Regions from separate parts of the Homo sapiens genome. Here region 2 is linked to region 1. A link is an interaction called in ENCODE POLR2A ChIA-PET data of the cell type or tissue named here. Cell type or tissue: IMR-90. All regions are shown on one strand. Each heading gives the region's core, and the rest is flanking DNA. Links, peaks and the distances in the headings are about the cores only.

The links. ChIA-PET counts read pairs that join two places held together with the same protein. Peaks named below come from ENCODE experiments on the same cell type or tissue, not always from the same donor. Only the 100,000 strongest peaks of a DNase experiment are listed, where the experiment ranks them.
Region 2: POLR2A ChIA-PET joins it to region 1 with 17 read pairs; 2 of 35 experiments call an interaction of 5 or more read pairs at or near these places.

The regions. Positions count from the first base shown.
Region 1 is chr7:73,614,082-73,630,452 of GRCh38, forward strand. MLXIPL (MLX interacting protein like) reads right to left here and starts at 10,441. Exons shown (of 17, transcript NM_032951.3): 1 at 10,119-10,441; 2 at 1,990-2,096. The coding sequence starts at 10,411. In IMR-90, for the core only: a CTCF peak has its summit at 13,046 (motif pointing left); no DNase peak of the experiment used is centred there; H3K4me3 peaks cover 311 bases; H3K27me3 peaks cover 5,618 bases.
Region 2 is chr7:73,783,364-73,799,734 of GRCh38, forward strand. No RefSeq gene overlaps it. Among named protein-coding and RNA genes, the nearest start is that of CLDN3, 21 kb to the left of the region's middle. RefSeq lists an enhancer at 16,019-16,371. In IMR-90, for the core only: no CTCF peak of the experiment used is centred there; no DNase peak of the experiment used is centred there.

The DNA of each region.
Region 1 (16,371 bases), core at 5,181-13,180:
AAAGTTCTTCTTGCCCCAGGAGAGGTGCAGGAGGCTGAGGCAGGAGAATCTCTTAAACCAGGGAGACGGAGGTTACAGTGAGCCAAGATCACGCCACTGCACTCCAGCATGGGCAACATGAGCGAAACTTCGTATTAAAAAACAAAACAAAACCAAACAAACCCCCCCCACCGCCATAATTTGGAGTTGGGGAACTGTGGACTTCCAGCCAGCCCCAGCTCTGCTTCTTTTACGCTCTGTGAACCTGAATATGTCACTTGCCTTCTGAGCCTCAGTTGCTCATCCATAACATGGCGGTAATAAAACCTATCTCCCAGGGTTGCTAGGAAGCCTTAAATAAGGTGATTCACGAAAGTGCCTGGCATGTAGATAAATGGAAACCAGAAAACACACCCTCTCCCTGCTTGGATGAAATCCAGCGGGGCGAGGACAGAGAATACTGCGTGTGGTCTCTCCTGGGCTTTGCATTCCCAGCTCAGTGCAGCCTTTGATCCTGCAGCAGAACCTGACCTGAATGAGGTCCCAACACAGGGCTGGCGGATCCAAGTCCTCTCTGCCTCTGCTGCCCTGCCATGGGGAGTGGGGTGTTCCCAAATGAATGAGAATGTGACCTCCTTAAGGATACATCATGTATTGGATACCAACTTAGTGGCAACACCCTGGAATACCTGTTATCTCCACACCAACCATGAAAGTTAGGACTATTGGCCTCGTTTTTTGTTTTGCCCTTTTTTTTTTTTTTTTTTTGAGACGGAGTCTCGCCCTGTCGCCCAGGCTGGAGTGCAGCGGCGCGATCTCAGCTCACTGCAAGCTCCGCCTCCCAGGTTCACGCCATTCTCCTGCCTCAGCCTGCCGAGTAGCTGGGACTACAGGCACCCGCCACCACGCCCAGCTAATTTTTTGTATTTTTAGTAGACACCGGGTTTCACTGCGTTAGGCAGGATGGTCTCGATCTCCTGACCTTGTGATCTGCCCGCCTTGGCCTTCCAAAGTGCTGGGATTACAGGTGTGAGCCACCGTGGCCTCGTTTTTATAGATAAGGAAACAAGTTCAGAGAGGCTAGGCAACTAGCCTGAAGTCACACAGCCAGCAAGGGGCAGAGACGGGGTGGAGGAACTAGCTCTGGGCAACTCTAAGTCCAGAGTTCCTTCCACGAGATGGCATGGCCTCTCTGGATCCCCTCTGCCCAATTGGCCATGGTGGGCACCTACTGGATATTCAGGAAGGACTTCAATGAAAGGCTGGTGGAGACCCATGCGGGATCCTCAGTTTCTCCATTTACAAAGTGATGCAGTTGGCCCCGCTAGTGTCTAATGGCCCTTTTTACCCTCGCATTCAAGGCACCCAACTATGCTAATGGGATGCAAAATGGGCTTTGAACTGTACCTCAAATCTCAGCCTACCCTAGTGCTACTGAGGGGTGACCTCTGCTGTGCCCAGCTTCACAGTGGAAACACCCTTTGGGACCTATTCCCCGAGACCCGCTGGAGGTCAGGAGCTATTCAGGAGTCCTGGTGCTGGGGGCCTGGTCTCCCCCTAAAAGGCTGTCAGGGTCAGGCGTGGTGGCTCACGCCTGTAATCCCAGCACTTTGGGAGGCCAAGGTGGGCAGATCACTTGAGGTCAGGAGTTCAAGACCAGCCTGGCCAACATGGTGAAACCGTCTCTACTAAAAATACAAAAATTAGCTGGGAGTGGTGGTGGGTGCCTGCAGTCCCAGCTACTTGGGAGGCTGAGGCAGGAGAATGGCTTGAACCTGGGAGGCGGAAGTTGCAGTGAGCCGAGATGGCACCACTGCACTCCAGCTTGGGCAACAGAGCAAGACTGTGTCTCAAAAAAAAAAAAAAAAAAAAAAGGTTGGCAGAACTCTGCTAGTGCTGGCCTTGAGGACCCCGGGGATTTTCCTGGGCAGCCACCATGTAGAACCCTCTGGCAGGAGGGTTGGAGGGGGCAGTCCCTCCCGGCTTGGGAGGCTGGTGGTAGCCACTCACACTGGATATACCAGGCCCTCCAGATGGCGTTGTTCAGGCGGATCTTGTCTCTGCAGAGCAGCTTGAGGCCTTTGAAATTCTTCCACTTGGGAGACACCAGCTTGCCACTGTCAAAGGGGAGAGGAGTAGGGTTAGGGAGATGCAGTGCTGCCACAGAGGCTGGTCCCCATATTCCCCATGCACTAGGCATCCATCTATGGTTGGCATTTGAGGGGCCCCTCCAAATCTGGCCCCCCAACCCAACCTGCCTGAAATTCCTATCCAGAGAGTCAGACCTTCAAAATCCCCTTCCAGACTCCCACCAGCGGCCCCTGTGTTCCCTGGGGAGACCTGTTTGTCAGTCTACTGCAGAACAAAAGCCACGCTGAAACCTGTGGATCAGCTCGGCCCTGGAAGCAACAATGTCCAGTGGCCTCACAGGTGTGTCTTGGAGGCTGGCTGGGGACAGTGCTCAGGCCCATTTCTCATTTAAGAGAATAAGAAATGACCTTCCTGGGCTGGGTGCAGTAGCTCACGCCTGTCATCCCAGAACTTTGCGGGGCCAAGGCGGGTGGATCGCCTGAGGTCAGGAGTTCGAGACCAGCCTAGTCCAACATACTGAAGCCCTGTCTCTACTAAAAATACAAAATTAGCTGGCTGTGGTGGCGCACACCTGTAATCCCAGCTACTCAGGAGGCTGAAGCAGGAGAATTGCTTGAGCCTGGGAGGCGGAGGTTGCAGTGAGCTGAGATCACACCGTTGTACTCCAGCCTGGGCAACAAGAGTGAAACTCCGTCTCAAAAAAAAAAAAAAAAAAAAAAGACCTTCCTGAGAGTCAGGGAGGAAAGGGGCAGGTCCGAGGTCACTCAGGCCTCCTTAGGCCCAGGAGAGGCAAAGGGGATGGCCATGGTTTGCCTGGTAGAGAGGGAGCCTCTGTGTTTTGTTTTGGTTTGGTTTGGTTTTTTTTGGTTTGCTTTTGGTTTTGAGACGGAGTCTCAGTCTGTCATCCAGGCTGGAGTGCAGTGGTGAGATCTCAGCTCACCACAACCTCCATCTCTTGGATTCAAACAATTCTCGTGCCTCGGCCTCCCGAGTAGCTGGGATTACAGTTGTGCGCCACCACGTTCAGCTAATTTTTTTGGTATTTTTAGTAAAGACGGGGTTTCACCATGTTGCCCAGGCTGGTCTCAAACTCCTGACCTCAAGTGATCTGCCCACCTTGGCCTCCCAAAGTGCTGGGATTACAGATGTGAGCCACCATGCCCAGCCGAGGGTGCCTCTTTATAGAGAGTGGCAGTCACTGCCTTCATGGTACAGTCCTTTTGGTGTCTGCCATGCCCAGAATCCCAGGGTGGCAACCTGGACTCAGCGAGAAGGTGTGCTCTTCTCAGGGCTGCACAGAAGACAATGAACCAACAGATCCCAAAGGAAGGCCGCTAGGATGAGCAAATGGTATTCATGGAGACAGAGCACCCTCACTCTAACCCTAGCTGTCCATCAAATCCACAGGATGGGCTGGGCGCGGTAGCTCACGGTTGTAATCCCAACACTTTGGGAGGCCAAGGCGGGAGGATCGCTTGAGCCAAGGAGTTTGAGACCAGCCTGGGCAACATAGCAAGACCCTGTCTCTACAAAATAATTTTAAAATTAGCCGGGTGTGGTGGCATGCACCTATAGTCCTAGCTACTAGGGAGGCGAGGTCAGAGGATTTCTTCAGCCCGGGAGTTTGAGGCTACAGTGAGCTATGATCACGCCACTGCACTCCAGCCTGGGCAACAGAGCAAGATCCTGTCTTGAAGGAAAAAAAAATCCACTGGATGGAAGAGCTTACACTGGTGAGGGTCCTGCTAGGCACAGGCCAAGTCTTCTGCCTCCAGGAAGCTGAGCCAGGAGGCCAAGACATTCAGGGTCTTAGACCCCCTGCTAGTCTCTCCCTCCCTCTCTCGTCTCCATCCACAAGCCAGGGTTGTGTACCAGTCCCCTCTAGCCCGCCTTTTGCATCCCTTACTCAGATCTCAGATGGGAAGGCTGAGGCCCCAAGTCTTAGCCATTTTTTCATTTTTTTGAGATGGAGCCTCATTCTGCCACCCAGGTTGGAGTGCAGTGGCATGATCTTGGCTCACTGCAACTTCCGTCTCCCAGGTTCAAATGATTCTCGTGCCTCAGCCCCCTGAGTAGCTGGGATTACAGGCATATGCCATGACACCCAGCTCACTTTTGTATTTTTAGTAGAGACGGGGCTTCATCATGTTGGCCAGGCTGGTCTCGAACTCCTGACCTCAAGTGATCCACCCACCTTGGCCTCCCAAAGTGCTGGGATGACAGGCGTGAGCCACCGCACCTGGCCCCCAAGGCTTAGTCTTTCAGAAAACCATACCTGCTTCCTCCAGGGGTCTTTCCTACATTCTGGGGGTGAAATGTGGGTGGGTGCCAGTCTGACTCCGCAGCCTCTCCCTACTTGAGTGCATTGGTCATTGGGCCCTCTCTCCTCCCTGGTCTCCAAGTTCCTGTGTTTGCTTTGGGGTGGGGGTGGGGGACTGCCCCCTCCCCACCAGGGACAACAGGCCTCATTACCCAAATAAGATACACAGCCCAGCTCTCTGGGCCACTGGCTGGGCCCCTCCCTCTGAGAATTAGATAAACACCATCTGTTTGGTAGGGAGACATGGAGGTGGGGGTGGGGGGAGACTCTGCTACCTCCTGGGCCAGCTTCTTCTGTGGCACCTGGTGGGGGACTCCTGAGTCTGTTGTCCCTGTCTGTATCCCAGCAACCTCCCAGCCCATTCTGATCACCCCGTGTCGCACCCTTGACCTGCCTGCCTTCTCTCCCGCTTCCATGCTAAGGTTATGACGTTCATGGCCCAGGCAGGGTTAGAGCAGATGTGACAGTGACAATATCCAAGCCCAGGAGGAAGAAAAGGATTTGGGGCTGTGAGAGAAGAGACTCAGCCTGGAGGAAGAGCGTAACGCTAGGGTTCAAGAACTTTTTATGACTGGCTGGGGATGGCTCACACCTGTAATCCCAGCACTTTGGAAGGCCGAGGCAGGAGGACTGTAGGAGGCCAGGAGTTTGAGATCAGCATGGGCAACATAGTGCAACCCTGTTTCTACAGTTAAAAAGTTAGCTGGGGCCAGGCACAGTGGCTCATGCCTGTAATCCCAGCACTTTGGGAGGCCGAGGTGGGTGGATCACCTGAGGTCAGGAGTTCGAGATCAGCCTGGCTAACAACGTGAAACCCCGTCTCTACTAAAAATACAAAAATTAGCCGGACGTGGTGGCAGGCGTCTGTAGTCCCAGCTACTTGGGAGGCTAAGCCAGGAGAATGGCGTTAACCCGGGAGGCGGAGTTTGCAGTGAGCCGAGATTGTGCCACTGCACTCCAGCCTGGGCGACAGAGAGCGACTCCATCTCAAAAAAAAAAAAAAAAAAGTTAGCTGGGCATGGTGGTGCAAACCTCTAGTCTCAGCTACTCAGGAGGCTGCAGTGGGAAGATCGCTTGAGCCCAGGAGTTCAAGGCTGAAGTGAGCTGTGATCACACCACTGCACTCCAGCCTGGGCAACAGAGTGGGAACCCGACTCATAAAAAACAAGTAAATTCTGGTTGGGCGCAGTGGCTCAAGCCTGTAATCCCAGCACTTTGGGAGGCCGAGATGGGTGGATCACAAGGTCAGGAGATCGAGACCATCCTGGCTAACGCAGTGAAACCCGGTCTCTACTAAAAATACAAAAAATTAGCTGGGCGTGGTGGCAGGTGCCTGTGGTCCCAGCTACTCGGGAGGCTGAGGCAGGAGAATGGTGTGAACCCGGGAGGCAGAGCTTGCAGTGAGCCAAGATCGCGCCACTGCACTCCAGCCTGGGCGACAGAGCAAGACTCCGTCTCAAAAAACAAACAAACAAAACAAAACAAAACAAAAACTTGTTATGACCAATAGAAAAGTCTGATGAGGAGCAGTGGTGGGCCTGTAACCTAAGCACTTTGGGAGGCTGAGGGGAGAGGATCGCTTGAACCCAGGAGTTCAAGACCAGCTGGGCAATACAGTGAGACCTTATCTCTATTTAAAACTATTAATAGGGCCAGGCGCGGTGGCTCACGTCTATAATCCCAGCACTTTGGGAGGCCAAGGCAGGCGAATCACCTGAGGTCAGGAGTTCAAGACCAGCCTGGCTAACATGGAGAAACCCCGTCTCTACTAAAAATACAAAAATTAGCCGGGCATGGTGGTGCGTGCCTGTAATCCCAACTACTCGGGAGGCTGAGGCAGGAGAATCGCTTGAACCCAGGAGGCGGATGTTGCAGTGAGCCGAGATCATGCCATTGTACTCCAGCTTGAGTGTCACAGCGAGACTCTGTCTCAACAACAAACAAAAAACAACAACAACAACAACAAAAACTATTAAAAGAAGAAAAGAGCTGGGCCCAGTAGCTCACACCTGTAATCCCAGCACTTTGGGAGGCCGAGACGGGTGGATCACAAGGTCAGGAGTTCAAGACCAGCCTGGCCAACATGGTGAAACTCCACCTGTACTGAAAAAAAAAAAAAAAAAAAGCCGGATGTGGTGGCAGGCGCCTGTAATCCCAGCTACTCAGGAGGCTGAGGCAGAGAATTGCTTGAACCCGTTGGGTGGAGGTTGCAGTGAGCTGAGATTGCGCCACTGCACTCCAGCCTGGGCGACAGAGTGAGACTCCGTCTCAGAAAAAAAAAAGAAAAGAAAGAAAAAGGCAGGACACGATGGCTCATACCTGTAATCCCAGCACTTTGGGAGGCTGAGGTGGGCAGATCACTTGAGGTCAGGGGTTCGAGACCAGCCTGGCCAACATGGTGAAACCTCGTCTCTACTGAAAATTAAAAATTAGCTGGGGATGGTGGCACATGCCTGTTACCTCAGCTACTCTGGAGGCTGAGACATGAGAATCGCTTGAACTCAGGAGACGGAGATTACAGTGAGCTGAGATCATGCCAGCGCACTCCAGCCTGGGCAACAGAGTGAGACTCTGTCTCCAAAAATAAATAAATAAATAAATAAATAAATAAATAATAAGAAGGAGAAGAAAACTCTGAGACTTAGAGAGGGGGTTGAGAAAACCCCAAGTTCAGCTGCCCACCTCCCACCTTTCAGGAATTCCTTTTAGATTGCCCCCTAACCAGGTCCTGTTTGCTCCCCTGCACCCTCAAGGCCACTCTTCCTAAAGCTAGCCAGCTCTGACCATGAACAAGTGCTTCCTTGAAGCTTCCAGAAACTACCTCCCTGGGGCTTCCACCCACGGAGCCATGGAAGACGGCCTCCTCGATCCTCCCTCTGCCCACGCTAACCTGCAGAGGGTGAAACCTTGCCAGGCCTCTGCAGGCTGGTCTCTGGGTCAGGCTGGTCCCTGATTCAGGTGGGTCCCTGGTCAAGCTCGCTGTTCTTCCCACCACCTTCTGAACTCTCTGCCTTACTGTCTCTTCCCATATAGTCACTCCCCTGGGACACTCAGCTCCTGTAATCTGCTCCCCTCCAGGGGACCCCTGGAACTGGGGGTCTTTGAGGATGAAAACACTGTCCCAGTTCAAGCCTCAGGGCTTTTCCACTACCAAATGGGGAAATCTAGAAGCTCTCCTGGTACCGAGCCAACCCTCCATCTCCCTCCATCTCCCTCCCTCCCTCCATCTCCCTCCCTCCCTCCATCTCTCTCCAGCTCCCTCCCTCCCTCCATCTCCCTCCCTCCCTCCCTTCCTCCCTCTCTCCCTTCCTCCCTCCCTCCATCTCCTTCCCTCTCCCTCCCTCCATCTCCCTCCGTCTCCCTCCCTCCATCTCCCTCCCTCCCTCCTTCTCCCTCCCTCCTCCATCTCCCTCCCTCCATTTCCCTCTATCTCCCTCCCTCCCTCCATCTCCCTCTCTCCATCTCCCTCTCTCCATCTCCCTCCCTCCTTTATCTCCCTCCCTCCTTCCATCTCCCTCCCTCCCTTCCTTCCTTCCTCCCCCCATCTCCCTCCCTCCCTCCCTCCCTTCCTTCCAACAAGGTCTCACTCTATCACCCAGGGTGGAGTGCAGTGGCACCATCATGTCTTACTGGAGCCTCAACCTCCTGGGCTGAAGTGATCCTCCCACCTCAGACTCCCCAGTAGCTGGTACTAGGAATGTGCCATCACACCTGGCTGATTAAAGAAAATTTTTTTTGGCCAGGCATGTTGGCTCATGCCTGTAATCCCAGCACTTGGGGAGGCCAAGGCAGGTGGATCACCTGAGGTCAGGAGTTTGAGACCAGCCTGGCCAACATGGTGAAATCTCGTCTCTACTAAAAATACAAAAAATTAGCTGGAGGTGGTGGGCGCCTGTAATCCCAGCTACTCAGGAGGCTGAGGCAGGAGATTCTCTTGAACCCGGAAGGCAGAGGTTGCAGTGAGCTGAGATGGCACCACTGCACTCCAGCCTGGGCAACAAGAGCAAAACTCTGTCTCAAAAAAAAAAAAAAATTTTTTTTTTTTTGGTAGAGACAGGTTCTCAGTATGTTGCCCAGGCTGGTCTCCAACTCCTGGGCTCAAGCAATCCTTGGATGAGAACCTTGGCCTCCTAAAGTGCTGGGCTTACAGGCAGGAGCCACTGTGCCCAGCCAGAGATTTACTATTAATATTTGGGTATTTGGGAAGAAAACACAGTCCTCTCTACCCCAGCTATCTCTGACTGGGGTTACATCAGCCTTGAGTCAGCCTCTGGGTGGGGGGGCAATTTTGGGGGTGCGCTCTGTCCCTTACCTTGCCAGCTCCCCAGAACCTCTCCTCTTTGGTCACCCATCGTCAGGGTTGGAAGTGAGGCCCCCTCCCAAATAGAGTGATGTGTAGTATATAATGAGCAGCCAAAGTTGGGGTTGGGTGGGAAATGGGAGACCCTTAGGAGGAGGAGTGCCGGCATCCGGTGTACCAGGACCTTAGATGCCCTGTCCCAGGCAGTCGCGTGACATTTGGGGAGGGAGGGAGAAGGGACGGGAATTTGAACTTTCCACACGGGTCCGACGCCCTGGCCGATCGGGTTGCAACATGACCTGGGCCAGGGGCCAGAGCTTGTGGGCCAAGGTTACTCCGCCTCCAGCCAATGGGGTCGCAGCTGGGCGGCTGCGGTTGGGGGCAGGCAACACTCCCCTCACAGTCCCCACCCCAGCTCCTGCTCCCCCGCAGGGCGGCAGGTGCCGATCTGTAGCCAGCGGTTCTCAGAAGGGGAGGAGGCGCCGCGGAGGAAGAGGAATATTTGCACAGAGAAAAGATCAAGGCCGGCCGATCCCCCTTTCTCCCCTACGGGTTTTCGGTTGATAATTTATACTGGCCCCTCAACTCCGGGGAACTTTGCTCCAGGGCACTGGGCCAGGCCTCGGGTTCGCGCCCTCCTCTGGGACGCGGGGCGTGGAGCGGCAGCGGGGCGCGGCCTGTGCGCTCTCGGTGGCACTAAGCGGGGGTCCCAGGCAGCGACGGGCGCTCAGCCTAGTGTGGCGACGTGGGTAGGCGAACCCAGGCCTCCCGGGCACCGGCGTAACCTCTGCGAGCTGCGCCTCTTGGACATTTCTGGGACATCCTCCTCCCGCCACCCTTAATGTAGCAGATCAAGAAGAGGTGTCTCAGCAATTGCGGGGAGGTGGACGTGAGAGTGGGCCAGTTCCAGTCCACTTTGGTTATGAACTGGGACAATCAGGGGCGCTGGGAGTATCTCAGGGTCCAGGAATAGGGCGGGCTTGGGCCGGGGCTGCTGGGGAGAAGGCCGAGGCCTGCAGGGGGTCGGGTGGAGTGGCTCCAGAGTGGAGAGTGGGGATGGGCGCGGGTGGCCTAGGGACCAGGGGCGCCTGGCATTTTTGTAGGGACGGAGGGGCTGGGACCAGAGAGAGGGGACCAGAGGTCCAGGTAGAGGTGGGGCGCAGGCGGTCTGCGCTTCGGGGAAGAGGGAATGGGGGAGGAATGGGAATCAGAAATGCGTGGGTCCGTCAGGGGCCAGCGGGCTGGGCCGCTGTAGGAGGACCTCGGGGCTGGGAGAAAGGGGGTGTCCAGGGCGTGATCGGAGCCTCCGGGAGCCGCAGGACCGGGCTCGGGTGGGGTGTTGAGGGCCCCAGCGCGCAGTCCTGCCCCGGACCCCCCCCCCATCCCCACCTGGAAGCCAAGGCCGTCAGGGCCCGGAACCGCCCTCACCTGTAGGCCAGGCTCAAGCACTCGAAGAGGCGTGTGAGTGTGGGGTCGATACTGCGCGGCCCGAAGTCGGAGGGCCCCACGGACCCCTCCTGGTCGCGCCGCCGGGGCAGCGAGTCGCTGTGCGGCGACGACACCATGAAGTGACCGCTGTGGATGACCTGCGAGCGGAGCAAGCCGCCCGCGCTGCGCCGGAGACTCGGGTCCTCCGAGTCTGTGTCCGAGTCCGAGTCTGGGCTGGGCGCGACCCGCGGGACCTGCAAGCCCGCGGCCAGACCTGCCAGCGCGCCGGCCATGGCTGTCGCCGCCGCAACCGCCTGGTCCCTGCTCCGCGCAGCGCGGGGAACAGCTCTTGGCCAGCCGGGCCTCATTAACATAGCCCCGCCCCCACACCATAGGCCGATCGGGTGGGCGGGGCCTGGGACGGGGCGGGGCTTGTATTAGCATAATCCTTACGCCAGGTGAGAACCCGGTGCTCTGGAGCTCTGGCGGGTTGGCCCCATCTCCCTTCCCGTCTTTCCTTGGAGTCCTGATAGAGCCGCCCCTACTTTGCTCCAAAGGGATATTAAGAAAGGTCAGGCCGGACGCCAGGGGCTCTTGCCTGTAATCCTAGCACTTTAGGAGGCCAAGGCGGGAGGATGGCTTGAGGTCAGGAGTTCGAGACCAGCCTGAGCAATATGGCAAGACCCCCATCTCTACCAAAAAAATGCAAAAATTAGCCGGACATAGTGGAGAAAGCCTGTAATACCAGCTACTGGGGAGGCTGAGGTGGGAGGATTCCTTGAGCCCAGGAGTTCGACAATATGGCAAAACCCTGTCTCTACCAAACATACAAAAATTATCCAGGCATGGTGGCGTGTGCATGTAGTCCTAGCTACTCCGAAGGCTGAAGTGGGAGAATCGCTTGAGACCAAGAGGTTGAGGCTGCAGTGAGCGGAGATCGCGCCACTGCACTCCAGCCTGGATGACAGAGTGAGACCCTGTCTCCACAACAAAAGGGTCCCCTATCACACCTGAGCCTGAAAGCGCCTCAGGACCTGGGGTTTGTTCTTTCAGGGGCACCCTCCTGTGAGGCCAGAGATCACCATCTCCCCTCACCTAACTCCTGCCCTTCACCTCCAACCCCCGCCCCCCATATTAGCTCTTCTGGGTCCTCCACATAGGTAGAAGCCCCCAACTCTCAGGGGCCTGATGTGGTAAGCCCAAGGTAATGCCCCTGAAGGGCCTGGCCCACAGGAGGTTGCTAACACCTCTAGTTAACATGGTGGCCAACACGGTGGCCGGGCGCGGTGGCTCTCGCCTTCAATCCTAGCACTTTGGGAGGCCATGGTGGGTGGGTCACTTGAGGCCAGGAGTTCGAAACCAGCCTGGCTAACATGGAGAAACCCCTTCTCTACTAAAAATACAAAAATTACCGGATGTGACGATGCGTGCTTGGCTTATAATCCCAGCTACTCGGGAGGCTGAGGTGGAAGAATCACATGAGCCCAAGAGGTGGAGGTTGCAGTGAGCCGAGATCGCGCCCTACTGCACTCCACCCTGGGCAACAGTGAAATCCTGTTTCAAAAACAAAATAAAATACTTAAGAAAAAATATATATTAAAAAAATTGTGATCATTACTTCACCTGCACAGAGAGGCCCAAGGGGAGCCTCGAGGGACTGTTACTGGTAGGGATGGGTGGCTCACTGGAAGGTGGACATCCCCTAGGCAGGCATCTACCCAGGAGCTCTGAGCCCCTTCTCTCACTGACACTGAGGTCCAGCTTTTGTTCCTGCTTCTTTGTATTTTTATTTATCTATATACTTCTATTTATTTATTGTTTTGAGACGGAGGCTCACTCTGTCACCCAGGCTGGAGTGCAATGGCACGATCTCGGCTCACTGCAACCTCTGCCTCCCTGGTTCAAGCGATTCTCCTGCCTTAGCCTCCTGAGTAGCCGGGATTACAAGTGCCCGCCACCATGCCCAGCTAATTTTTGTATTTTTAGTAGAGACGAGGTTTCTCCATGCTGGCCAGGCTGGTCTCAAACTCCTGACCTTAAAGCGATTTGCCCACCTCAGCCTCTCAAAGTGCTGGGATTCCAGGCATGCGCCACCGTGCCCAGCCTATTTATATATTTTTAGAGACAGGGTCTCGCTCTGTCACCCAGGCTGGAGTGCAGAGGCACGGTCATAGCTCACTGCAGCCTCAAACTCCTGGGCCAAAGCGATCCTCCCACCTCAGCCTCCCTAGTAGCTGGGACTACAGGCTCATGCCACCAAACCTGGCTAATTTTTTTTTTTTTGTAGAGATGAAATCTGCTTCAGCCTCCCAAAGTTTTGGGATTACAAGTGTGAGCCACTGTACATGGCCTTTCTGCTTCTGAAGCCTCTTTTCTCACCTTGAGGACAGAAACCAGACTGAGGCATTCACACCTGACACCTCACTGGAGCGTTTAACTAACAGCCTCAAAGATGGGTTCAGAGGCACAGGAGAGCAAAAACACACCCAAGCATCTCTGAGGGGCAGCAGCAAAGCCTGGTCTAGTAGATTTCCAGATTTCCCCCAAGGATGTCCCTAGTGGGTGGGGACAGGAAAGAGTTGTAGGCACATGCTAAGCTCTGCTGGCTTTCTGACAGGTATCCTGTGTGTGGTCATGTTAGGGAAAGCGGAGGAGGTGGTTTCCCATGTGTGGCAGCCTTGGAAAAGGTTGACATGCAGCACTTTCTTCCAGCCCACAGGAGGATCACACAGCACCTAGGATCACAATGGCAGTGCCCTGAGGGCCCCAGCCACTGGCTGTGGGAGGAAAGTGATTATCCAAGGCTGCTCACAGGCCAGCCCTTCCACCCACCTCCCTTGGCCGGGTATCTTCTGTCTCTGCCAAATGTTCGCATCACATTCCCAGGAGCCCCAGCTGTTCTGCTCCATCCTCCCTGCTGCCCTCTGTAGGATGTGCATTCTCTCTGCCCATCCCTGCCAGGTTAGGAAAGGGGGTTCTGATGCTCACCCCACTCTCCCTCCTTTGGAGGGGCTCTGCCCTGCTTCAGAGAGCCATCCCCAAGTGGCCCTCTTTTTTTTTTTTTTTTTTGAGCCAGTCTCAGTCTGTCACCCAGACTGGAGTGCAGTGGCATGATCTCAGCTCACTGCAACCTCCGCCTCCCGGGCTCAAGCGATTCTCCTGCCTCAGCCTCCCAAGTAGCCGGGATTACAGGCGTGTAACACCATGCCCGACTAATTTTTGTATTTTTAGTAGAGATGGGGTTTCACCATGTTGGCCAGGCTGGTCTTGAACTCCTGACCACAAGTGATCCACCTGCCTCAGCCTCCCAAAGTGCTGGTATTACAGGCGTGAGCCACCGTGGCCAGCTCTCAGGTGGCAGTTAACCGTCTTTTGAGGCCCTTGGTACAGAGGCTGACAGGATCATTACTTACCCCTATATGCCTGTCTGGCTTCTCCCCCTATTCCTCCGTAGGCCATTGAGGCAAGACTGTGTCCTAGCATCTCTGAACCCCCACACTGGGTACCTGGAGACTTGGGGGATGCTTGAAGAAAGGGGCATGAGACTAAGAGGAGCGGGTGGGGTGCTGTGGAGGAGGTTGGATAGGAAGTGTCAGCTCCGCCCTCGCCTCTGGCTTGGGACCTCCTGGCTCCGGGGACCCTGGCTCAGGTGAAGACCGGAATTGATCCTTGCTCTGCTGCTAATTCCATGAGTAACACTGGGGAGATCTCTGTCTCTCTGTCTTACTGGCGATCTGTCTCACTACCTGTAAAATTGAGGGCCAAACTCAGTGCTTTCTTTCTTTCTTCTTCTTTTTGCTGTTGTAAAGATGAGGTCTCACTATATTCCCCAGGCTGGTCTCGAGCACCTGGGCTCAAGCGACCCTTCCACCACGGCCTCCCAAAGTGCTGAGACTACGGGCATGAGCCACTGTGCCTGGCCTGAATTCAGTGATTTGTTGGGGATCCAGGAATCTTGGCTCCAAGTCTCTGCTGGCCGTGTCTCCAGATCACCCCACCGTGCTCTCCCCATGCTCTGAAAACATCAGAGTTGTCTCCTGCGGTTTCAGGGACTTTCCTCTGAGCTGGATCTGAGCGGGTGGGAAGATTATGAGTGAATTCTCTCCTTCACCCAACATCCCTCCTTCCCCAGCCATGAATTGCCCCTCAACAGGCATCTGCATCTCATTTCTGCCCTCCTCCAGGGCTTAATAACACCTCTAGAAGCCTAACCGCTGAAAAGACAAACCCTGACTGCACAATGCAAAACATCCAAACACTAGAGTGTCCAATAAATGCAAGGACGTCCACAGATTCTGATTTCTCCTGTGTTTAGAGACAGGGTCTCGCTGTGTCACCCAGCCTGGAGTGCAGTGGCACAATCATAGCTCACTGCAGCCTCAAACTCCTGGGCCAAAGTGATCCTCCCACTTCAGCCTCCCAAAGTGTTGGGATTAGAAGTGTGAGCCACTTGTAATGGGACCACAGGCGCCGCACCCCCTGTTCAGGGCACCATTGCCCAGATAATAGCACAGCCATGTACATGTAAGCTGGCTCACGCTCTTGCTGCTTCTCTAGCCTCTGTTACTATAGCCAGCAGTTTACAGCCTCTGTACAAACAAGTCTTGTTCATGGTCCATGGAGATGCAAGACAAGATCCTAACTGTGGTGTGAATACCTGGCTGTCCCCAGCCATCCCACCTGATGTCACATCCTCTCTGCCTTCCAGTCTTGGTCCTCAGGGCTCTTCACCCAGCCTGCCCTTCCTTGTTGGGAAAGCCCACCTGTCCTTGAAGTCCCACCTATGACATCTTCCCCAAGTTCTCCAGGTTATTTCTGAGTTCCCACCACCCTTGTTCTTTTCTTTTCTTTTTTTTTTTTTGAGACCAAGTCTTGCTCTGTCGCCCAGGCTGGAGTGCAGTGGCGTGATCTCAGCTCACTGCAACCTCCACCTCCCGGATTCAAGCGATTCTCCTGCCTCAGCCTCCTGAGGAGCTGGGATTACAAGGGTGCACCACCACGCCTGGCTAATTTTTGTATTTTTGTAGAGACGGGGTTTCACCATGTTGGTCAGGTTAATCTTGAACTCCTAACCTCGTGATCCACCCTCTTCAGCCTCCCAAAGTCCTGGAATTACAGGAGTGAGGCACCGTGCCTGGCCGCACCACCCTTGTTCTAATATAAGTCTAATTTCATTCAGCTTTGCATTCACAGTGATGACGCACGTGCTTTTCCTCCCCACTAGATGGCAAATTCCTTGAGAGCAAGAATCACTGCTGGGCGTGGTGGCTCATGCCAGTAATCCCAGCACTTTGAGAGGCCAAGGGGAGGATTGCTTGAGCCCAGGGGTTCGAGACAAGCCTGGACAGCATAGCAAGACTCTGTCTCTACAAAAAATTAAAAAATTAGCTATTTGTGGTCTTGTAGTTCCAGCTACTTGGGAGGCTGAGGTGAGAGGATCGCTTGAGCTCAGGAGTTGGAGGCTGCAGTGAGCTATAAACATGCCACTGTACTCCAGCCTGGGTGACAGAGTGAGAACCTGTCTCTTAAAAACTAAAAGGCACGTTCATAAATTATTCCATTTACTAGTGAGCCTGTCAACTGTGTGTATATGTGGGTGTGTTAGAATTTTCATTGCCATTTTACAGATGGGGAGACTGAGACTCTGAGAGGTGAAATGATCTGGCGGATTGTGGTGAGAATTAGCTATATAAAGCTAACCTTTATGGAGCACTTACCACCTAGCAGGTCCGCAGGATCTTCACAACAGCCCCTTGGCTTGTCTTTTTTATTATTTTTATTTATTTATTTATTTATTTATTTATTTATTTATTTATGAGACGGAGTCTTGCACTGTTTCCCAGGCAGGAGTGCAGTGGCACGATCTCAGCTCACTGCAAATTCCGCCTCTTGGGTTCACGCCATTCTCCTGCCTCAGCCTCCCAAGTAGCTGGGACTACAGGCGCCCGCCACCACTCCCGGCTAATTTTTTGTACTTTTAGTACAGGCGGGGTTTCACTGTGTTAGCCAGGAAGGTCTCGATCTCTTGACCTCGTTATCTGCCCGCCTCGGCCTCCCAAAGTGCTGGGATTACAGGCCAGCTTGTCTTTTTTTTTTTTTTTTTTTTTGAGATGGAGTCTCACTCACTCTGTCACCCAGGCCAGAATGCAGTGGCATGATCTTGGGTCATTGCAAGCTCTGCTTCCTGGGCTCAAGTGATCCTCCCACCTAAACCTCCCGAGTAGTTGGGACTACAGGCGTGTGCCACTATGCC
Region 2 (16,371 bases), core at 4,545-12,544, 170 kb after region 1:
TTGCCTTGAACTTCTGCCTCAGCCTCCCAAGTGACTGGGACTACAGGCATGCATCACCACACCTGGCTTTTTTTCTAGGTTCTTGATGTGACAGATTAGATTATTGATTTGGGACTTTCCCTCTTTTCTGATGTATGCATCTAATGCTATAAATTTCCTTATCAGCATTGCTTTATGTGCGTGCCACCATTTGGATATGTTGTATTTTAATTTTCATTTACTTAAGTGTATTTTTTGAAAATACACAGGAGGAAACCTATGATTTCCTCTTGAGCTATGGATTATTTAGAAGTATGTGGTTTGGTTCACAAGAGTTTGCAGATCTTCCTGTTATTTTCTTTTCTTTTCTTTTTTTTTTTTTTGGGATGGAGTCTCGCTCTGTCGCCCAGGCTGGAGTGCAGTGGCTTGATCTCGGCTCACTGCAAGCTCCGCCTCCTGGGTTCACCTCATTCTCCTGCCTCAGCCTCTGGAGTAGCTGGGACTACAGGGGCCTGCCACCACGCCCGGCTAAGTTTTTGTATTTTGTTTAGTAGAAATGGGGTGACACCGTGTTAGCCAGGATGGTCTTGATCTCCTGACCTCGTGATCCGCCCACCTCGGCCTCCCAAAGTGCTGGGATTACAGGCGTGAGCCACCGCGCCCAGCCCTCTTTTTCTGTTATTGGTTTCTAGTTTGGTTCCAGTGTGTGACAGAATATACTCTATATGATTTCAATTCTTTTACATTTGTTGAAATGTGTTTTTTGGCCCAAGATGTGGTCTATCTTGGTATATGTTCCATGGGCTCTTGAAAAGAATGTGTATTCTGCTGTTGTTGGGTGGAATGTTCTATAAAGGTCGATTAGATCCTATTGGTTGACAGTATTGAGTTCTATACCTTTGCTCTATTCTGTCTAGTTGTTCTATCAACTGTTGAAAAAAGCATTGAGGTCGAGCGCGGTGGCTGACACCTGTAATCCTAGCACTTTGGGAGGCCGAGGCAGGCGGATCACCTGAGATGGGGAGTTCGAGACCAGCCTGGCCAACATGGCGCAACCCTGTCTCTACTAAAACTACAAAATTAGCTGGGCATGGTGGCACATGCCTATAATCCCAGCTACTCTGGAGGCTGAGGCAGGAGAATCGCTGGAACCTGGGAGGCGGAGGTTGCAGTGAGCCAAGATCAGGCCATTGCACTCCAGCCTGGGCAACAAGAGCAAAACTCCATCTCAAAAACAAAAACAAAACAAAACAAGAGAAAAAGAAAAAAAAAGTGTTGAAGTCTCCAGCTCTAATTGTGGTTTTTTCTATGTTGTCTTTTCAGTTATGTCAATTTTTGCTTCACGTATTTTCAGCTCTATTGTTTGATGTAAACACACAAAGATTGCTATGTTTTCTTGGTAGATTGGCTTTGTAATCATTATATTATCTCCCTCTCTGTCTCTCATAATTTTCTTTGCTCAGAAGCCTACTTTATCTTATACTGGTGTAGCTACTCCCACTTTCCTTGGATTAATGTTTGCATACTATTTCTTTTTCCAGTTAACCTACCTATATTGTTACATTTGAAGTGAATTTCTTGTGGACAGAATATAGTTGGGTCCTGTTTTTAATTCACTCTTTCAAACTCATTTATTTATTTATTTATTTTTGAGACAGGGTCTCACTCTGTCACCCAGGCTGGAGTGCAGTGGTGTGATCCTGGCTCACTGCAACCTCAACCTCCTGGGTTCAAGTGATTCTCCTGCCTCAGCCTCCTGAGTAGCTGCCCAATTAACTTTTGTATTTTTACTAGAGACAGGTTTTCACCACGTTGGCCATGCTGGTCTCAAACTCCTGACATCAGGTGATCCGCCTGCCTTGGCCTCCCAAAGTGCTGGGATTACAGGCATGAGCCACTGCACTTGGCCTCAATCTCTTTTAATTGGCATACTGAGACCATTTACACTAACAATTTTGTTTTATTTTTAATTTTTGTGGGTACATAGTAAGTGTATATATTTATGAGGTATGTGGGATATTTTGGTACAGGCTTCAGTGTGTAATAATCACATCAAAGTAAAAGAGGGATCCACCTCAAGCATTTATCCTTTGCGTTACAAACAATCCAATTATAGCCTTTATTTTTATTTATGTATTATTTTTTTTGAGACAGAGTCTCGCTCTGTCACCCAGCGTGGAGTGCAGTGGTGCAATCTCGGCTCACTGCAACCTCCACCTCCTGGGTTCATGCCATTCTCCTGTCTCAGCCTCCCGAGTAGCTGAGACTACAGGCGCCTGCCATCACGCCTGGCTAACTTTTTGCATTTTTAGTAGAGATGGGGTTTCACCGTGTTAGCCAGGATTGTCTTGATCTCCTGACCTCGTGATCTGCCCAGTTCGGCCTCCCAAAGTGCTGGGATTACAGGCGTGAGCCACCGTGCCTGGCCTTTTTTTTTTTTTTTTTTGAGACGGAGTCTTACTCTGTTGCCCAGGCTAGAGTGCAGTGGTGCGATGTCAGTTCACTGCAACCTCCACCTCCCGGTTCAAGCGATTCTTCTGCCTCAGCCTCCTGAGTAGCTGAGATTACAGGCGCCACCATTACGCCTGGCTAATTTTTGTGTTTTTAGTAGAGATGGGGCTTCACCATGTTGGCCGGGCTGGTCTCGAACTCCTGACCTCAAGTGATCCACCTGCCTTGCCCTCCCAAAATGCTGGGATTACAAATGTGAGCCACCGTGCTGGCACTTTTAGTTATTTTTAAATGTACAATTAAATTACTATTGATGAGGCTGAACATGGTGGCTCACTCCTGTAATCCCAACACTTTGGGAGGCCGAGGCTGGTGGATAACCTGAGCTCCGGAGTAGAGGTTTCAGTTTTCTACAGAGCCTAGCCAACATGGTGAAACTCTGTCTCTACAAAAACACAAAAATCAGCCAGGCATGGTGGTGCATGCCTGTAATCCCAGCTACTCGGGAGGCTGAGGCAGGAGAATCGCTCTCACTCAGGAGGTGGAGGTTGCAGTGAGCCGAGATGGCATCATTGCACTTCAGCCTGGGTGACATGAGCGAAACTCTGTCTTAACAATAACAACAACAAAAACATAACATAAAATTTACCATCTTAACTAATTTCAGATGTACAGTTCAGTGGAATTAATATATTCGTAATGTTGTACAATCATCCCCAACATCCATTTCTATAACTTTTTTCATCTTGTAAAACTGAAACTGTATTTCTACTAAACAATGAAGCCCCATTATCTCTGCCCCTCAGTCCCTGGCAGTTACCATTCCATTTTTTTTTTTTTTTTTTTTTTTTTTTGCATTTGAGGGCATTAGTCTGTCAACACCATTCCACTCTCTGTCTCCACGATTAAAAGAATTTTTTTTTGTTTTACTCTTTTAAACATTTTTTAATAGAGATGGGGTCTTGCTATGTTGCCCAGGCTGGTCTGGAACTCCTGGGCTGAAGTGATCCTCCCACCTTGGCCTCCCAAAATACTGGGATAACAGGCATGAGTCACCATGCCTGGCCTCTGCCTCTAGGATTTTGACTACTCTAAATAACTCATAGAAGTGAAATCATATAGTGTCTTTTTTTCTGACTAGCTCATTTCACTTAGCATAATGTCCTCAAAATTAATCCATGTTGTAGCATATGTCAGAATCTCCTTTATTTTCTATTTATTTTATTTTATTTTTTCAGACAGTCTCACTCTGTCAAAATTAATCCATGTTGTAGCATGTCAGAATCTCCTTTATTTTCTATTTATTTTATTTTATTTTTTCAGACACAGTCTCACTCTGTCACCCAGGCTGGAGTGCAGTGGCTTGATCTCAGCTCACTGCAACCTGGACGGCCCAGGCTCAAGCAATTCTCCCACCTCAGCTTCCTGAGTTGCTGGGATTACAGGCACATGCCACTGTGCTTAGCTAATTTATTTATTTATTCATTTTACTTTTTGAAGATACGGGATTTCGCCATGTTGGCCAGGCTGGTCTTGAACTCCTCAGATGATCCGCCTGCCTCGGCCTCTCAAAGTGCTGGGATTACAGGCGTGAGCCGCCACACCTGGCCTCAAACTGTTTCTTTAACTTTTGAAAATTGTCCAATTTGCCTACCTTAAAGCCATTAGATTCTAGGTAAGGCCTGGTGACATGTGGAGTTAGCCACACCCCCTAGCTATGCTGGAGAGTCAGCCCTTATCTGCACTTCTGCCTGGTGTGTCCCAGGCAGGCTCCACACCCAGTACATAATTAAAATCCCTTACTTGCCAAGGTTTTCACCAAAAATAAAAGTTGCTAAGCATTAACATTGTAACATATAATTAAGACTACTGAAGAGGCCGGGTGCGGTGGCTCACGCCTGTAATCCCAGCACTTTGGGAGGCCAGGGTGGGCAGATCACCTGAGGTCAGGAGTTCAAGACCAGCCTGTCCAACATGACAAAACCCTTTCTCTTCTAAAAATACAAAAATTAGCTGGTTGTGGTGATGCATGCCTGTAATCCCAGCTACTCAGGAGGCTGAGGCAGGAGAATCCCCTTGAACCTGGGAGGCAGAGGTTGCAGTGAGCTGAGGTTGTGCCATTGCACTCCAGCCTTGGCAACAGAGCGAGACTCTGTCTCAAAACAAAACAAAACAAAAAACAAAAAGACTACTGAAGAAACAGTTTTACATGCAAGGTGTGTAAGAAAAGTAAAATATGTTTTTGGTAAAAAAATAAGATCGTAAGAAGGCATGGGAATGTGCATTTTTTTTCTGCCTAAAGTGTTAAAGGATTGTTTTAAGTAAGAAAAAAATCTAAAGGTTTAAACAAGTTTTGGAAGATTTATAAAAATTAATTGTAAGAGATTTTGTGTGTAACATATTGGCCAACGTTAAAAAGGTATTATTCAGTTTTTCCGGAAACTAAACGTTGGAACAGAAGCACAGCAGGGTTTTCTTAGAGCACTCATCTGCTCTTTCACAAAAAAATGTAAAGGGTTATAAAAGGTTTATAAGAATCTTACCTTATAGTTAAACATTAAAATTGGGCCAGGTGAGGTGGCTCATGCCTGTAATCCCAGCACTTTGGGAAGCCGAGGTGGGCAGATCACTGAGGTTGGGGGATGGAGATCAGCCTGGTCAACATGGTGAAACCCCATCTCTACTAAAAATACAAAAAATTAGCCAGGTGTGCTGGTGGGCACCTGTAGTCCCAGCTAAGCACCTGTAGTCCCAGCTACTTGAGAAGCTGAGGCAGGGGAAGCTCTTCAACCTGGGAGACAGAGGTTACAGTGAACCAAGATCATGCCACTGCACTCCAGCCTGGGTGACAGGGCAAGACTCCGTCTCAAAACAACAACAACAAACCCAAACATTAAAATTGGGTAAATATGTCCATAAGGTTTTATTAAAAATTGGGTTTGACATTAATAGTACATTAATATAAAGATGAAATTTGGCTAATTTGGTACAAAAATCATACAGGAAACATTGTCAAATATAAAATAGTGTTTTGCTTTATTTGGACTATGTTTGCATAAATGTGTTATTGGTATATGTTCCAAAGTTATGGGAAACTCCTATAATTCTAATATGACAGTGTATGTTATTAATAATTATAATTGTTATGTAAAATTTTGTGTGCCACAGAAGTAACCAAATTTCCTTATCATTTGTGGCTTTAATAGTGGCTGTGCTAAGACTTTTTATCATCCACAGACAATTGTTATCTTATTTTAATCCTCTTTAGAAGGTGGTTTATATTCAACTATAGAACTCTAGCAGGTGTTCTTAAATGCAGGTTTCTAATAACTTTGGAAATTGTAACATTAGAATAGAGGAAACAACTTTCGAAACGCTCATGAAGAGCTGGAATGTTCATAAATATCAAACAGAAGTTAACTGAATTAATGGAACCAATAGAAAACTGAAGTAATCTTTTTAACTTTGCTTAAAACGTTGCCGATCCTTTGTTTTGTTTTTCAGAGTCAAGGAAAGTTTTCTTTTAAGCTATTTACAGCTTGTAACAATTGAGTAAAGTATACTGCTATGAACAAAATTTGGAATGTATTTTCTATCTCTCTACCAAATTTCTCCAAAATTTAAAAACTAGTTGTGAGTATTCTTAACTTATGGCAATATAGTTATTGCATAAGTGCAATAAGAATCTGTTTTCTTTTGTAACAGGACACAGTTGAAAAAATTGGTTATTAAACCAAGGCTTTGACTGGAATGGTGTGTTTTCCTTTAAGGAATTATTATTATTATTATTATTATTATTATTTTGAGATGGAGTCTCGCTCTGTCACCCAGGCTGGAGTGCAGTGGCATGATCTTGGCTCACTGCAAGCTCTGCCTCCCGGGTTCATGCCATTCTCCTGCCTCAGCCTCCCAAGTAGCTGGGACTACAGGTGCCCACCACCACGCCTGGCTAATTTTTTGTATTTTTAGTAGAGGTGGGGTTTCACAGTGTTAGCCAGGATGGTCTCCATCTCCTGACCTAGTGATCCACCTGCCTTGGCCTCCCAAAGTGCTGGGATTACAGGCGTGAGCCACCATGCCCAGCCCCTTTAAGGAATTAAACTTGACTTATAAAGCCAATAAAAGCCCCATGGGGAATCGGCCTCATACCTTGCCTATAACAGTCCCTGTACAAGGCTACTGACCTGTGGTAAGTAAAGAATGTCACTTTCTAATAGGTCCAGAAGCTGCAAGTTATCTTGGGACCTCAAGAGGAAAGAAATGTACCCAACTCATAGGTATTTGAGAGTACAAACCCATGGCTGGGCTGGGCTTTAAAAAAGTCTTATCTAAAATTTCTTCTGTAGAACAGAGTTCCATCAAAGCCAATTTTAAAAGACCCTATGTGAAAAATAATTATTCTTGCTGCACTTTATACAAATAATCAGGCCAAGTATAATAAAGCAAATCAGTCTTACCATGATTTGTCTTTAGTAAAAATGGGAAACTGGAGAGAGAAATATTATGTTTCAAGAACTATGGTACACTTGTTATTAAATTCTAGTCTCATTAGTTGTTTTTAAATTTGTTTCTGCAATTTAGGCTAACTCTGCCTATTCCTGTGAACCAACCAGTGATCTCAGTGTTGCTCAGAAAAAAAAAAGAGGGGTTGGTAATATAAAAATCTGGATCAGTATTCTAATTTTGGGCAAATTAGAATTAGCTAACAACCCCGTATCAGCTTAGTTCCAACAGTTGCCCACTTCATGAAGAGCCTTCTAATTTCGTTTACTTGGAATAACTTAACTTATTTTGCTTTACTCTTGTGGAATATACTGCTGTTATACTCTTTGTGTAGGAATACAGGACAATCTTACTGAATGTTTTCTTAAACACTTTTTTTTTTTCGAGTCAGAGTCTCGCTCTTGTCCCCCAGGCTGCAGTGCAATGGCGAGATCTCGGCTCACCGTAACCTCTGTCTCCTGGGTTCTAGCAATTCTCCTGCCTCAGCCTCTCGAGTAGCTGGGATTACAGGCGCTTGCCACCACGTCTGGCTAATTTTTGTATTTTTAGTAGACACGGGGTTTCACCATGTTGGTCAGGCTGGTCTCGAAATCCTGACCTCAGGTGATCCACCAGCCTCAGACACCCAAAGTGCTGGGTTTACAGGCGTGAGCCACCGCACCCAGCTTCAAATTAAACACTATTTAATCTTCCAGATATCACTTTTTGTCAAAACTCAAGAGTTATGAATGGACCTTACCATACTGGTGCTTTCTGACTGAGCTCCTCTCTACTCTGAATGCAAGAGACCCTCATAGGTAGGCAGAAATATCGCCCCTATTCAGCCGGAAGAAGTTATAGAGGATGGATCTTCGTCCCTCTGCAACCCTTAGAATTAAGGGTTCTCTTATAAAAGGGAAGGGGGAAAATGTTGGAGGCGTGTGAACCAGAGCTCCATCTTTAACAGGAGCAGGGTAAAATGAGGCTGAGACCTACCATGCAGCATTCCCAGAGAGGAATTCTATGTCACAAGATGAGATGGGAGGTTAGCACAAGATACAGGTCATAAAGATCTTGCTGATAAAACAGGTTGCAGTGAAGGAGCTGGCTAAAACTCGCCAAAACCAAGATGGTGACGAGAGTGACCTCTGGTCGTCTTTACTGCTACGCTCCCATCAGCGCCATGACAGTTTACAAATGCCATGGCAATGTCAGGAAGTTACCCTATATGGTCTAAAAGGGGTAGGCATGAATATTCCACCCCTTGTTTAGCATATCATCAAAAAATAACCACAAAAATGGGCAACCAGCAGCCCTTGGGGCTGCTCTGTCTATGGAGTAGCCATTCTTTTATTCCTTTACTTTCTTTTTCCTTTTTTTTTTTTTTTTGAGGCAGAGTCTTGCTCAGTCGCCCAGGCTAGAGTGCAGTGGCGCAATCTCGGCTCACTGCAAGCTCCTCCTCCAGGGTTCACGCCATTCTCCTGCCTCAGCCTCCCGAGTAGCTGGGACCACAGGCGGCCGCCATCACACCCAGCTAATTTTTTGCATTTTTAGTAGAGAGGGGGTTTCACTGTGTTAGCCAGGATGGTCTGGATTCCCTGACCTCCTGATTCGCCCGCCTCGGCCTCCCAAAGTGCTGGGATTCCACGCGTGAGCCACCGCGCCCGGCCTATTCCTTTACTTTCTTAATCAACTTGCTTTCACTTTGCATTGCGGACTTGCCCTGAATTCTTTCTTGTGTGAGATCCGAGAACCCTCTCTTGGGTTCTGGACTGGGGCCCCTTTCCTGTAACAAGACCACGCCCACTTCTGTGACACTTGCACATCCCAGGTTGTGACCTGTATTTCTGACCCCCATAAATCTGGGGTTCCCATGACCCCCTCCTTGGTTTCAAGTAATTTGTTAGAGTGACTCACAGAACTCAAGGAAACACTTTACTTACATTTACCCATTTATTATAAAAGAGATATTACAGACCGGGCACAGTGGCTCGTGCCTGTAATCCCAGCACTTTGGAAGGCTGAGTTGGGAAGATCGCTTGAGCCAAGGAGTTTGAGACCAGCCTGGACAACATAGCCAGACCTCCTCTCTACAAATTAAAAAATATTTGTTTTCTACAAATAGAAAACACACCATTCCAGTGCATGGTGGCACACACCTGTAGTCTCAGCTACCAGAGAGGCTGAGGTAAGAGGATTGCTTGAGCCCAGGCGATTTAGGCTGCAGTGAGCCACGATCGTGCCACTCCCACTGCTTTCCAGCCAGAGCAACAGAGTGAGACTCCATTTCAAAAAAAAAAAGAGTATTACAAAGGATAGAGATGAAAGATGAACAGCCAGATGGAAGAGGTGCATATGGCGAAGTGTGGGCAGGGTGAGGAGGTTCCCTGCTCTTTCTGGTATGCCATCCTCCAAGCAGTTCCACAGGTTTTGCAACCGAGAAACTCCCAGAACCCTGTCCTTTGTGGGAATGGGGTGGGGGCTAGGAGGCTTCATTACATAGGCATGATTGATTGCATCACTGGCCAATGGCAATCAGCTCAGCCTTCAGCCTCTCCTCTCCCCAGAGGCTGAGGGGTGGGGCTGAGTGGTCCAACTCTCCAATCACAGCGTTGGTTCCCTTGGCAACCAGCCCCCATCCCGAGGCTATCCAGGAATCCACCAAGAGTCACCTCATCAGAACAAAAGATGATCCTACCACCCAGAAAATTCCCAGGGATTTAGGAACTTCTGTGTCAGGAACCGCGGGGGCAGAGACCAAATATTAGAACTAAAGATTCTCCCAGCACCCCTATCAATGAGGGTATTAGGAGCTCTGGCTCAAGAACTGGGGGCAGAGACCAAATCTATGTTGTTTACCATGTCACAGTGTCACACCCATTGCCTTTTACCTGGCTTATTGTACACATTTCAGTTACCCGTTCAGTTCCTGTAACCATCTGGGTTTGAGATCATTTGCTGGGCCTTTGCAGTTTGGTGTTTTGGCTCTGGGTCCCTTACTAGAAAAGAAGATGAGAAAAGGAAAAGAAAGGAATCCTGGCTGGGTACGGTGGCTCACACCTGTAATCCCAGCACTTTGGGAGGCCAAGGCAGGAGGATCGTTTGAGACCAGGAATTTGAGACCAGCATGGGCAACATAGCAAGACCCCAACTCTACAAAAACATTTTTTTTTTTCAAAAAAAGAAAGAAATCCAAGGGAACCTCAGTTTGGATTGGAGTGGGGGTAGGGACAGGGGTACTGCAGGTGAGAGGGGGCTAAAAGACCTCCATCCCCAGGCTCTGTGGGGTCATATGTTCTCATCAATCTCTTAAGTCTCCTTCCCAGGGTAATAGACACTGTTGACTTATAAGTTTATTTAAACGTGTAGGCCTTATCATATGCTTCATCCTAACAGCACAAAGTTAAACAAAGCAGCTTTCAAGGCCCAAGGAGAGAGAAGTTGATTTAAGATAGGGCCCTATCAGAGGTTACTCAACTGTTTCTGGCTCCGGCCTTATCACTGACAAAGGCCACGCTCCCTTGCCTGGGTGCGCCCTGAGCTCCAATGGAAAAGAGAAACTCCTTGAACAGACCTGTGGGTGTCAAGCAGCTGCCTTCTTCCCCAGCCAGCCCAGTGCCTGCTCTATGGGCTGTGACCACAGTGGCCATGGTAGCAGCGGGGGAGGCCACGCAGGGCTTCCTCTCACTGTGGCTGATGCCAGAGCCCACTGGCAGCAAAACAGTGTCAGTTCTTTTTTTTGTTGTTGTGAGATGGAGTCTTGCTCTGTCGCCCAGGCTGGAGTGCAGTGATGTGATCTCGGCTCATTGCAACCTCTGCTTCCCGAGTTCAAGCGATTCTCCTGCCTCAGCCTTCTGAATACCTGGGTCTACAGGCATGCACCACCTTGCCAGGCTAATTTTTGTGTTATCTTTTTTTTTTTTTTAATAGAGACAGGGTTTCACCATGTTGGCCAGGCTGGTCTTGAATTCCTGACCTCAAGTGATCCACCCACTTCGGTTTCCCAAAGTGCTGGGATTATAGGCATGAGCCATCGTGCCCGGCTGATTCGCCTCTTGATAAGCATCTAGATAGTTTCCAGTGGTTTTGCTGTGACAAATAAGGTGTGATGCACGTCCTTGCAAATACCTCCAGGTGCACATGTGTTCTCCTAGAAGTAAAATTGCTGGGTCATCAGGTAAACACACCTCCCACCTTCCCAATATTGCCAAATGATTCTCTAAAATGGCTGTATCCATTGACACTCCCTCGGCGTGTCAGAGAGGTTGTTTTTTTGCGTATCATTCTGTGGGTGTCCAGTGGCATCTCATTTTAACTTACATTTCTCTGATTACTAGTGTTATTGAGTATTGTTTCTATGTTTATTCATTTCAATGTTTTCTTCTGTGGGCTATTTATTTGTTTATGAGATGGAATCTCACCCTGTCACCCAGGCTGGAGTGCAATGGCAGGATCTTGGCTCACTGCAACCTCCACCTCCTGGGTTCAAGCGATTCTCTTGCCTCAGCCTCCCAAGTAGCTGGGATTACAGGCGCATGTCACCATGTCCAGCTAATTTTTTGTATTTTTAGTAGAGATGGGGTTTTGCCATGTTGGCCAGGCTGGTCTTGAACTCCTGGCCTCAGGGGATCTTCCCACCCTTCCCAAAGTGCTGAGATTACAGGCATGAGCCACTGCTCCCGGGTGGTTTCCTATTGAGTTGTTTGTCCTTTTCTCATTGATTTGCATAATTTCTTTTTTTTTTTTTTATTTTAGATTCAGGGAGTACATATGCAGGTTTGTTACATGGATATATTGTGTGATGCTGAGGTTTGGGCTTTGAACCCACAATTCAAACAGTGAAAGTAGTGATTTTTCAACCCTTGCTCTGTCTCTCCAACCCCAACCCCAGTAGTCCCTACTGTCTGTCATCCTTGTGTTTATGTCCACATGTACCCAATGTTTAACTCCCTCTTGTAAGTGAGAACATGTGGTATTCTGAGAATCTGGTATTCTCAGATTAACAGTCTTAACTTTCTGCTGAAGTGCCTGTTGTACCCCTTACCTAATATTTGTTTTTCTGTTTCTGTGTTAATTCACTTAGGATAATGGCCTCCAGCTGCATCCATGTTGCTGCAAAGGACATGGTTTCATTCTTTTTCATGGCTGTGTAGTATTCCTTGGTGTATATGAACCACATTTTCTTTATCCAGTCCACCATTGATGGGCACCTAGATTGATTCCATGTCTTTGCTACTGTGACTAGTGCTGTAATAAACATGCAAATGCATGTGTCTTCTTTTGCTTTTTTGAGATGTGTTCTTGCTCTGTTGCCCAGGCTGGAGTATAATGGCGAGATCTCGGCTCACTGCAGCCTCTGCCTTTCAGGTTCAAGTGATTCTCCTGCCTCAGCTTCCCAAGTAGCTGGGATTACAGGCGCATGTTACCATGCCCAGCTGATTTTTTGTATTTTTAGTAGAGATGGGGTTTCACCGTGTTGGCCAGGCTGGTCTCGAACTCCTGACCTCAAGTGATCTGCCCACCTCGGCCTCCCAAACTGTTGGGATTACAGGTGTGAGCCACAGTGCCCGGCCACATGTGTCTCTTTGGTAAAACAATTTATATACCTTTGGGTATATACCCAGTAATGGGCTTGCTGGGTAGAATGGTAGCTGTATTTTCAGTTCTTTGAGAAATGTCCACATTGCTTTTCACAGTAGCTGGACTAATTTACACTCCCACCAACACTGTATGAGTGTTCCCTTTTCTCCCCAACCTTGCCAAAATCTGTTATTTTTTGACTTTTTAGTAATAGCTCCCTGACTGGTTTGAGACAGTATCTTACTTTGGTTTTGATTTGCATTTCTCTGATGATGAGTGATGTTGAGCAATTTGTAGAATTTCTTTGTATATTCTGAGTACTAATCATTTGTTGATTATAACGGTTACACATATTTTCTCCCAGATGATAGCTTATCTTTGGCCATTTAGTTCTATGATTTTTTTTTTTTTGCCATGAAGTTTCCTTTTTGAGACATAAAATATATTTGATAAAGTCCTTAAAATGTACAATTTTATTTTATTTTATTTTATTTTATTTTATTTTATTTTATTTTATTTTTTCCGAGACGGAGTCTCATTCTGTCACCTAGGCTGGACTGCAGTGGTGCAATCACAGCTCACTGCAACCTTCACCTCCCAGGTTCAAATGATTCTCCTGCCTCAGCCTCCCAGGTAGCTGGGACTACAGGCATGCGCCACCATGCCCGTAAAATACACAAATCTTAAAGGTACAGCTTGATAAAATTTTTTTTTATTTAATTTAATTTTATTATTATTATTATTATTATTTTTATTGATTATTCTTGGGTGTTTCTCGCAGAGGGGGATTTGGCAGGGTCACAGGACAATAGTGGAGGGAAGGTCAGCAGATAAACAAGTGAACAAAGGTCTCTGGTTTTCCTAGGCAGAGGACCCTGCGGCCTTCCGCAGTGTTTGTGTCCCTGGGTACTTGAGATTAGGGAGTGGTGATGACTCTTAACGAGCATGCTGCCTTCAAGCATCTGTTTAACAAAGCACATCTTGCACCGCCCTTAATCCATTCAACTCTGAGTGGATACAGCACATGTTTCAGAGAGCACAGGGTTGGGGGTAAGGTCACAGATCAACAAGATCCCAAGGCAGAAGAATTTTTCTTAGTACATAACAAAATGAAAAGTCTCCCATGTCTACCTCTTTCTACACGGACACAGCAACCATCCGATTTCTCAATCTTTTCCCCACCTTTCCCCCCTTTCTATTCTACAAAACCGCCATTGTCATCATGGCCCGTTCTCAATGAGCTGTTGGGTACACCTCCCAGACGGGGTGGTGGCCGGGCAGAGGGGCTCCTCACTTCCCAGTAGGCGCGGCCGGGCAGAGGCGCCCCTCACCTGCCGGACGGGGCGGCTGGCCGGGCGGGGGGCTGACCCCCCCCACCTCCCTCCCGGACGAGGTGGCTGCCGGGCAGAGACGCTCCTCACTTCCCAGATGGGGTGGCTGCTGGGCGGAGGGGCTCCTCACTTCTCAGACGGGGCGGCTGCCGGGCGGAGGGGCTCCTCACTTCTCAGACGGGGCGGTTGCCAGGCAGAGGGTCTCCTCACTTTTCAGACGGGGCGTCCGGGCAGAGACGCTCCTCACATCCCGGACGGGGCGGCGGGGCAGAGGTGCTCCCCACATCTCAGACGATAGGCGGCCGGGCAGAGACGCTCCTCACTTCCCAGATGTGATGGCGGCCGGGAAGAGGCGCTCCTCACTTCCTAGATGGGATGGCGGCCGGGCAGAGACGCTCCTCACTTTCCAGACTGGGCAGCCAGGCAGAGGGGCTCCTCACATCCCAGACGATGGGCGGCCAGGCGGAGATGCTCCTCACTTCCCAGACGGGGTGGCGGCCGGGCAGAGGCTGCAATCTCGGCACTTTGGGAGGCCAAGGCAGGCTGCTGGGAGGTGGAGGTTGTAGCGAGCCGAGATCACGCCACTGCACTCCAGCCTGGGCACCATTGAGCACTGAGTGAACGAGACTCCGTCTGCAATCCCGGCACCTCGGGAGGCCGAGGCTGGCGGATCACTCGCGGTTAGGAGCTGGAGACCAGCCCGGCCAACACAGCGAATCCCCGTCTCCACCAAAAAAATACGAAAACCAGTCAGGCGTGGCGGCGCGCGCCTGCAATCGCAGGCACTCGGCAAGCTGAGGCAGGAGAATCAGGCAGGGAGGTTGCAGTGAGCCGAGATGGCAGCAGTACCGTCCAGCTTCGGCTCGGCATCAGAGGGAGACCGTGGAAAGAGAGGGAGAGGGAGACCGTGGGGAGAGGGAGAGGGAGAGGGAGAGGGAGCAGCTTGATAAAATTTTTACATTTGTGAATACGCATGTAACCAGCACTCAAATCAAGACCTAGAACATTTCTATAACCAAAAAAAAATCCCAAAACCCAAAGTGCTGGGATTACAGGTGTGAGCCACCGTGCCTGGCTGAGTTTTTTATATATTCTGATTACTATACATTTGTTGGCATTTTAGCTTATTTGAAAACTTTAAAAATTATATGTATGGTCTTGCAATTTTTTTTTTTTTTTTTGAGATGGAGTTTTGCTCTTGTTGCTAGGCTGGAGTGCAATGGCACTATCCAGGCTTACTGCAACCTCCACCTCCCGGGTTCAAGTGATTCTCCTGCCTCAGCCTCACAGGCATCCACGACCATGCCCAGCTAATTTCTGTATTTTTTAAATAGAGATGGGGTTCACCATGTTGACCAGGCTGGTCTCGAACTCCCGAACTCAGGTGATCCACCTTCCTTGGCCTCCCAAAGCGCTAGGATTACAGGTGTGAGCCACCATGCCCAGCTGAGTTCTTTATATACTCTGATTACTAGACATTTGTTGGCTATATGGGTTGCATTTAGCTTATTTTAAAACTTTAAAAATTATATGTATTGTCATGCAAGTTTTTTTTTTTTTTTAATGGAGTCTCACTCGGTCACCCAGGCTGGAGTGCAGTGGCACGATCTTGGCTCACTGCAACCTCCACCTGCCAGGTTCAAGCAACTCTCCTGCCTCAGCCTCCCGAGTAGCTGGGACTATAGGCGCGCACCACCACACCCAGCTAATTTTTTGTATTTTTAGTAGAGACGGGGTTTCACCGTGTTGGCCAGGCTGGTCTCAAACTCCTGACCCCGTGATCTGCCCACCTCGGCCTCCCAAAATGCTGGGATTACAGGAGTGAGCCACCGCGCCCAGCGTCATGCAAGTTTTTAATATGTCTATCTCCATCAATTTTTTCTTTTTCATGTATCTTTTGTGTCTTACTTAAGAAATATTTCTCTAAATCCAAGAAATGGAGGTATTCTCCTATAGTTTCTTCTAAGTGTTTTACAGTTATTTTCTTCACATTTAGATGTTTAACGACAAAAGATTCTTTGCTTGTCCAAACTTCAGTCAGGTTTCTGAGTCTTCTCCTAAGCCCATCCACGTACTTTCTTGTAAAACTCAGTTTTGGCAAGAGCCCTGCTGGGTCAGTTCAGCAAGAACGCTCCATCCTCAATATCTGATCATCCTTAGTATCTGATCAATTCCTCACCCTCCATGATACCTCACGTGATGTCTGATTACCCTGGCCTGTCTTCAGCAGCAATCCTGCTAGGTTGGTTTAGCTAGAATTCCCTTCATGCCTGATGTTTTCTCTTAGTAATTTTCCATCCACCTACTCCCACTCTGCTCCTGGGCTATAAATTCCCACTTGCCCATGCTGTATTCGGAGTTGAGCCCAATCTCTCTTCCCCACTGCAAGACCCTGGTGCAGTGGTTCCTATACCTATTGCGATGGTCCTGAAGAAAGTCTTCCTTGACATGCTTTAACATGTGTTATTGAATAACATTTTAACAGTTATGGTGCTGCAACTCAGATAGGACCAGATTCATCCCTGGACGTAGCTTCTCCCTAGGACAT